2 separate regions of the Homo sapiens genome follow, and region 1 is linked to region 2. Evidence: chromatin loops called from intact Hi-C (ENCODE). Cell type or tissue: IMR-90. All regions are shown on one strand. Each heading gives the region's core, and the rest is flanking DNA. Links, peaks and the distances in the headings are about the cores only.

Region 1 (2,900 bases), core at 267-2,766, 100 kb after region 2:
GGTTTGGCACCAGACCATCCAGCACCCGGCCCAGCCCGCACCCTCACACTGATTGCCAAGGTCATCCAGAACCTCGCCAACCGTGCCCCGTAGGTGCTGGGAAGCTAGGGGTGGGGGGACCATGCTGGGAGTGTGGGGGTGGCAGGTGCCTGACCTGACCCACCCAGCCTGGCCCTGATCCAGGTTCGGTGAGAAGGAGGCCTACATGGGCTTCATGAATAGCTTCCTGGAGGAACATGGACCAGCCATGCAATGCTTCCTGGACCAGGTAGCCATGGTGGATGTGGATGCTGCCCCCAGTGGTTACCAGGGCAGTGGTGATCTGGCCCTCCAGTTAGCTGTCCTGCATGCCCAGCTCTGTACAATTTTTGCTGAGCTTGACCAGGTATGGCCTGAACCCAGAGTAGGGAGGCAAGAAGGCTTGGGAGACTCTGACCCTGGAGACTTTGCTCAGTCTCTGTCCTGCATGCCTCACCAGACAACCCGAGACACCCTGGAACCACTGCCCACCATCCTGCGAGCCATTGAGGAGGGCCAGCCTGTGCTTGTGTCAGTGCCAATGCGTCTCCCACTGCCCCCGGCCCAGGTCCACTCCAGGTAACCTCAAGTCTGGTCTGGGGTCTGATGGGTGGGAACAGGAAGGAGCAGGGCTCAGACAGGGGTCAGAGGTGAAGTTGGATCATTGTGAGCAGAGGTCAAGCCCAGGGTCAGACGGGAATCACAGGTTATAGAAAGGGTTGGGTCAAAGGTCACAGTGTGTTTGAGGTCGGGGATGAGAGGAGAGGTTAGGGTGGAGAGATGTCAAGGGTCATAGAGAGGACAGTATTATAGTCAGAAGTCAAGGACAGGAGCCAGGCTCAGTGGCTCATGCCTGTAATCCCAGCACTTTGGGAGGCTGAGGCAGGAGGATCACTTGAGGCCAGGAACTTAAGACAAGCCTGGGCAACATAGGGAGACCCCATCTCTACCAAAAAAAAAAAAAATTACCTGGGTATAGTGGCATGTGCTGGTAGTCCTAGATATTTGGGAGGCTGAGGCTGGGGAATAGCTTGAGCTCCAGAATTCAAGGCTGCAGTGAGCTATGATCTAGCCACTGCACTCCAGCCTGGGCGACAGAGCAAGACCTTGTCTCAAAAAAAAAAAAGAAAGGACAAGTTCACGTGGGGGGTGAGGTCACTTCTGGTCAGGTCGGGATGGGGTCGTCTCAGGGGCCAGTGGAGGGTCTAAGATCCTCCATCCCACCCCTAGCCTCTCCGCAGGGGAGAAGCCCGGCTTCCTGGCCCCCCGGGACCTCCCCAAGCACACCCCTCTCATCTCCAAGAGCCAGTCTCTGCGCAGCGTTCGCCGCTCAGAGAGTTGGGCCCGGCCACGGCCGGACGAAGAGCGGCCCCTGCGGCGGCCCCGGCCGGTGCAGCGCACGCAGAGTGTCCCGGTCCGGCGTCCTGCCCGCCGCCGCCAATCTGCGGGGCCCTGGCCGCGACCCAAAGGCTCCCTGAGCATGGGACCAGCGCCCCGCGCCCGGCCTTGGACCCGGGACTCCGCCTCGCTGCCTCGGAAGCCGTCGGTACCCTGGCAGCGCCAAATGGACCAGCCGCAAGACCGAAACCAGGCACTGGGCACGCACCGACCTGTGAACAAGGTAAGGTCAGGCCCAGGTCCGCGCCTGGGGAGTGGGAACAGGGACGCGACTGGGGAAGACTGAAGGGCCAGGCAAGTCTGGGTTCAAGTACCCAGCTCGCTGTGCTGTGTGACCCCAGGCCTAGCCCGACCCTCTCTGAGCTTCAGTCTCCCCAGCTGTACCGCAGGAGGGATGTTCCCCAACTAGGCAGGCCGGTGATGACGCTGAGCGCTTGGGCCTGGGAGGTCAGGGTCTCCGGGGAGACACAGGGGCGGGACAACGGGTCAGATTACAGCTGCTCTCCCACCACAGTTGGCAGAGCTGCAGTGCGAGGTGGCCGCTCTGCGTGAGGAGCAGAAAGTGCTGTCCCGCCTCGTGGAGTCGCTGAGCACCCAAATCCGGGCCTTGACGGAGCAGCAGGAGCAGCTGCGGGGCCAGCTGCAGGATCTGGACTCCAGGCTCCGTGCTGGGTGAGCCCAGCCCTCTCCATTAGCTCCGCCCCCAGGTGGGCCCGATCCAATTAGATCTGACCAGGCCCTCCCCCCCCCCCCCAAACCACGCCTAGCACGGCCAAGCCCCACCCTGGCCCCGCCCCAATAAGTCTGTCCAGGCCCTGCCTCTTGGCAAGCCCCGCCCCCAGGTGGACCCACCCAACGAAGGTCGGCCTAGGACCCTGGCAGATTCTCTCATCCAGGCCCCACCCCTCCATCAGCCCCTCCCAACCTGGCTGGGCCGGGCACTGAGATATCTCAGCCTGGGCACTCCCTCCAGCTCAGTCACGACCCCACCCAGGACTGGCCAAACCCCACCTCCAAGGGATGATTGATAGGTCCTGTCATTCCAACCATTCCCGTCTCTGGTCCGACCCTTCTTCAAGCATATTTAGGCCCCGCCCCTCAGTCTGGACAAGCTCCGCCTCCACTCCAAGCTCCGCCCCCGGAGTCCCTGGCACTCCCACCAGGAGCTGGAAGGGACTTCCTTAGCCTCTGCCCTTCGCCCCAATCCCCCGACCCCCACAGGAGCTCAGAGTTTGATTCAGAGCACAACCTAACAAGCAATGAAGGGCACAGTCTGAAAAACCTGGTGAGATTGCCATCTGAGCCCTGGGGCAGGTCTGGGCGGTGGAGGAGCAAGGGTTGCGGTGCAGCCCTCTCCTGGTTTCTGAACCCCATCACCACTGCCTCCCCAGGAGCACCGCCTAAATGAGATGGAGAGAACTCAGGCTCAGCTGAGGGATGCTGTCCAGAGCCTGCAGCTTTCTCCAAGGACGCGGGGGTCTTGG
Region 2 (2,900 bases), core at 113-2,612:
AGGTTGCAGTGAGCCGAGATCATGCCACTGCACTCCAGCCTGGGTGACAGAGTGAGACCCTGTCTCCAAAAAAAAAATTTTTTTAATAAACAAAAAAAACCCGGTAACGTGTGCATAAATGCTTTTATATACATTGGAAAACGTTCATATATATATGAACGTTTTTTAATTTTTAAAAACTGAAAAAAGAGCACACCAAACTGCTGGGCCAGAGGTAGAAGCAGAAGCAGAAAGCGGAAGAATTTCCCTTTCAAATTTTACACTTATAACTTATTCCCTGCTCCTTCCATGTCCTTGAGGAGGGAGGAGGCTGTCAGGAGAGGAGTGAGCACCCAGCTTGTGGTCAGACAGCCCATAGTCAAAGCCAGGCTCTGCCACTCCCTCACTGCCGTGTGACCTTGGGCAAGTGATTTGCCCTCTCTGAGCCTCACATTCATCGTTGGTAAAAAAAATAAATAAAAGCGCACACTGACAGGCTTCTGGGGATTGGAGGAACCAGCACACATGTGTGTCTTAATTTGGGTTCCCTGGAACTAGACCTTAATACAAGGAGTTGAGTGCAAATCCTCTATCAGGAGGGTGACCATAAGACAAGAGTTCAACTGCCTGTTGTTTCTTTGGGAGGTGATCCCTGGAAACACAATTAGGGCAATGGAGAAGAGGGATGGGGAAGGGAAGGCAGCAGCAGTTAAAGGGACCTTTATTGAGGAAGTTTCCACTGTGGGTAGCTAGGGCTCAGCCCTGCCTAGTACCTCAGGGAGACAGAATAGAACATGCACCTCCCAGAACAAGGGAGTCTTCACCCCCAGAGAGAGGGAGCTGGGGTATTTATCCACCAATACCCACCAGTCATTACTGACAGCTTCCTCCAAGGGCATGATTTCTCCAGAATGTCCTGCCTGCACCGCACAGGTCAGACCTGGGGACAGAGGCAAGGGCTCTGACAGTGGCTCCAGCCATGAGCAGGAACACAGCCTGGTGTGTGTGGATAGTTACAGTGACTCAGTGAGTGGAGTTCTCCTCTCCTCTCCTTCCAACACACCCATCCATATGCGCACACACAGTCACACCGACACATACACGTTTACACACACTCGTGTGCACACTACAACACATGCACACACTGTTACCCAAATGCACCCAAACACATACGCGGTCACACATGCACGCTCAAACGTGCACGGACACAAAATTGAACGAATAGAGAATGGATCTCCAAATTGTCCAGCAGAGGGAGCGTTCTTCACACTCAGGAGGAAGGAGGTCCCACAGCCGCCAGCGACAGGACCAGACTTCGGTGTTTTGAGAATTACACTTGCAGTACGTGTAACAGGGCTCCGGGGACCCAGGGACCTTACTCCTCCCCTTCTCATTCTCATTTATTCACCCTCGTGGCCCTTGGCGGAAACTCAGTGTGCATTACAAGCATGATGATACCGGACTATTCGCATGACAAGAAAAAGCCGAGGTGCAGAGAGGGACAGTCACGTGCCCAAGGCCGCCCCTAGGAAGGAAGAGCCTAGATTGAGCCCACATATGTCGGATCTCAAGGCTAACTTCGTTTGCTAGTGGATGGCGAGGTTGCGCCGAAAAGGGCCCAGGAGATGTTTGGCAAAGGATGCGCTCTTGGAGACCCTCGGTTGGGAGGGGGGTGTAGGAGAGGCAGCACCTGCAAGATCCGGGTGGCTCACGTAGGGTCTGGGACTGTCTGTTTCCCATTCAGCCCCGGAGTACGTCGAACAGGGGATCCCGGCCGACGACCCCAGCACAGGCCACCGGGGGGCGCCCCAGGACACACGCCGCTGCTACTGCCTCTCGCACAGCCAGCCCCGCTTTAGCTCATCTCCTCCCCGCTCCAACTCTAGCCCAACCCCCGTCGACGCCCCCTTCTACGCTACGTGGCTAGGGATCTAGACCAGGACTGGGAGCCTGAGGGGTGGGGCAGAAGAGGACTCAGCGCCAGCGCTGAGGCCGCACCGAATGATCTTGGGTAAGTCACTTCATTCGGGGGCTCAGTTTCTACCTCTGTTAAACGGAATAATAAAAAGTGATCTTACAAGTCAGTATGAGGATTAAATGGGAATATATGGAAAGAGCACACAGGAAGCACTCAATCAAAAAAAAAAGTTTTGTTTTTGTTTTTCAGACCGAGTCTCGCTCTGTCACCCAGGCTGGAGTGCAGCGGCACTATCTTGGCTCACTGCAACCTCCGTCTCCCGGGTTCAAGCGATTCTCCTGTCTCGCCCTACCGAGTAGCTGGGACTACAGGCGCGTGCCACCACTCCCGTCTGATTTTTTTTTTATTTTTAGTAGAGACAGTGTTTCACCGTGTTAGCCAGGATGATCTCAATCTCCTGACCTCGTGATCCGCCCGCCTCGGCCTCCCAAAGTGCTGGGATTACAGGAGTCAGCCACCGCGCCCTGCCCTAATTTTTTGTATTTTAAGTAGAGATGGAGTTTCACCATGTTGGCCAGGCTGGTCTGGAACTCCTCGCCTCAACTGATCCGCCCACCCCGGCGTCCCAAAGTGCTGGGATTACAGGTGTGAGCTACCACGCCTGGCCTCATAATTGTTAGGTTAACTTTGGAGACCACCCCCAGGGCTCCCTTAAGCCCTTACTCCATACACACACACACACACACACACACACACACACGCGCGCGCGCGCGTGCGCGCACACACACACGCACACATGAGATCTCACCCAGTCTTAAAGTTTTGCTTTCTTTTCTGTTTTTTTTTTTTTGTTTTTTTTTTTTTGTTTGTTTTGGTTCTCCAGTTCATGGTTTTTAATTAGCAGAACTGTTGCCTTTGGGACTGGATAATTACTTGTTTTATTGAGCTAGGTATCCTTTGTCTTGTAGAATGTTTAGCAGAGTGCTGGGTCCCTACCCTCTAG

Evidence for each region. Hi-C counts contacts between places; a loop is a spot of excess contacts. Peaks named below come from ENCODE experiments on the same cell type or tissue, not always from the same donor. Only the 100,000 strongest peaks of a DNase experiment are listed, where the experiment ranks them.
Region 1: it touches region 2 in a loop (3.0-fold over the local background); 55 of 110 quality-filtered maps call a loop at or near these places.

Annotation. Positions count from the first base shown.
Region 1 is chr19:15,451,846-15,454,745 of GRCh38, reverse strand. RASAL3 (RAS protein activator like 3) reads left to right here. Exons shown (of 18, transcript NM_022904.3): 12 at 1-89; 13 at 184-385; 14 at 479-597; 15 at 1,249-1,639; 16 at 1,931-2,088; 17 at 2,638-2,701; 18 at 2,808-2,900. Among named protein-coding and RNA genes, the nearest start is that of WIZ, 3.3 kb to the right of the region's middle. RefSeq lists an enhancer at 2,291-2,360. In IMR-90, for the core only: a CTCF peak has its summit at 1,390; no DNase peak of the experiment used is centred there; H3K4me3 peaks cover 646 bases.
Region 2 is chr19:15,554,902-15,557,801 of GRCh38, reverse strand. No RefSeq gene overlaps it. Among named protein-coding and RNA genes, the nearest start is that of CYP4F22, 48 kb to the right of the region's middle. RefSeq lists an enhancer at 1,330-1,469 and a silencer at 1,930-1,989. In IMR-90, for the core only: CTCF peaks have their summits at 1,230 (motif pointing right) and 1,792 (motif pointing right); DNase peaks (open chromatin) are centred at 1,251 and 1,861; H3K4me3 peaks cover 403 bases.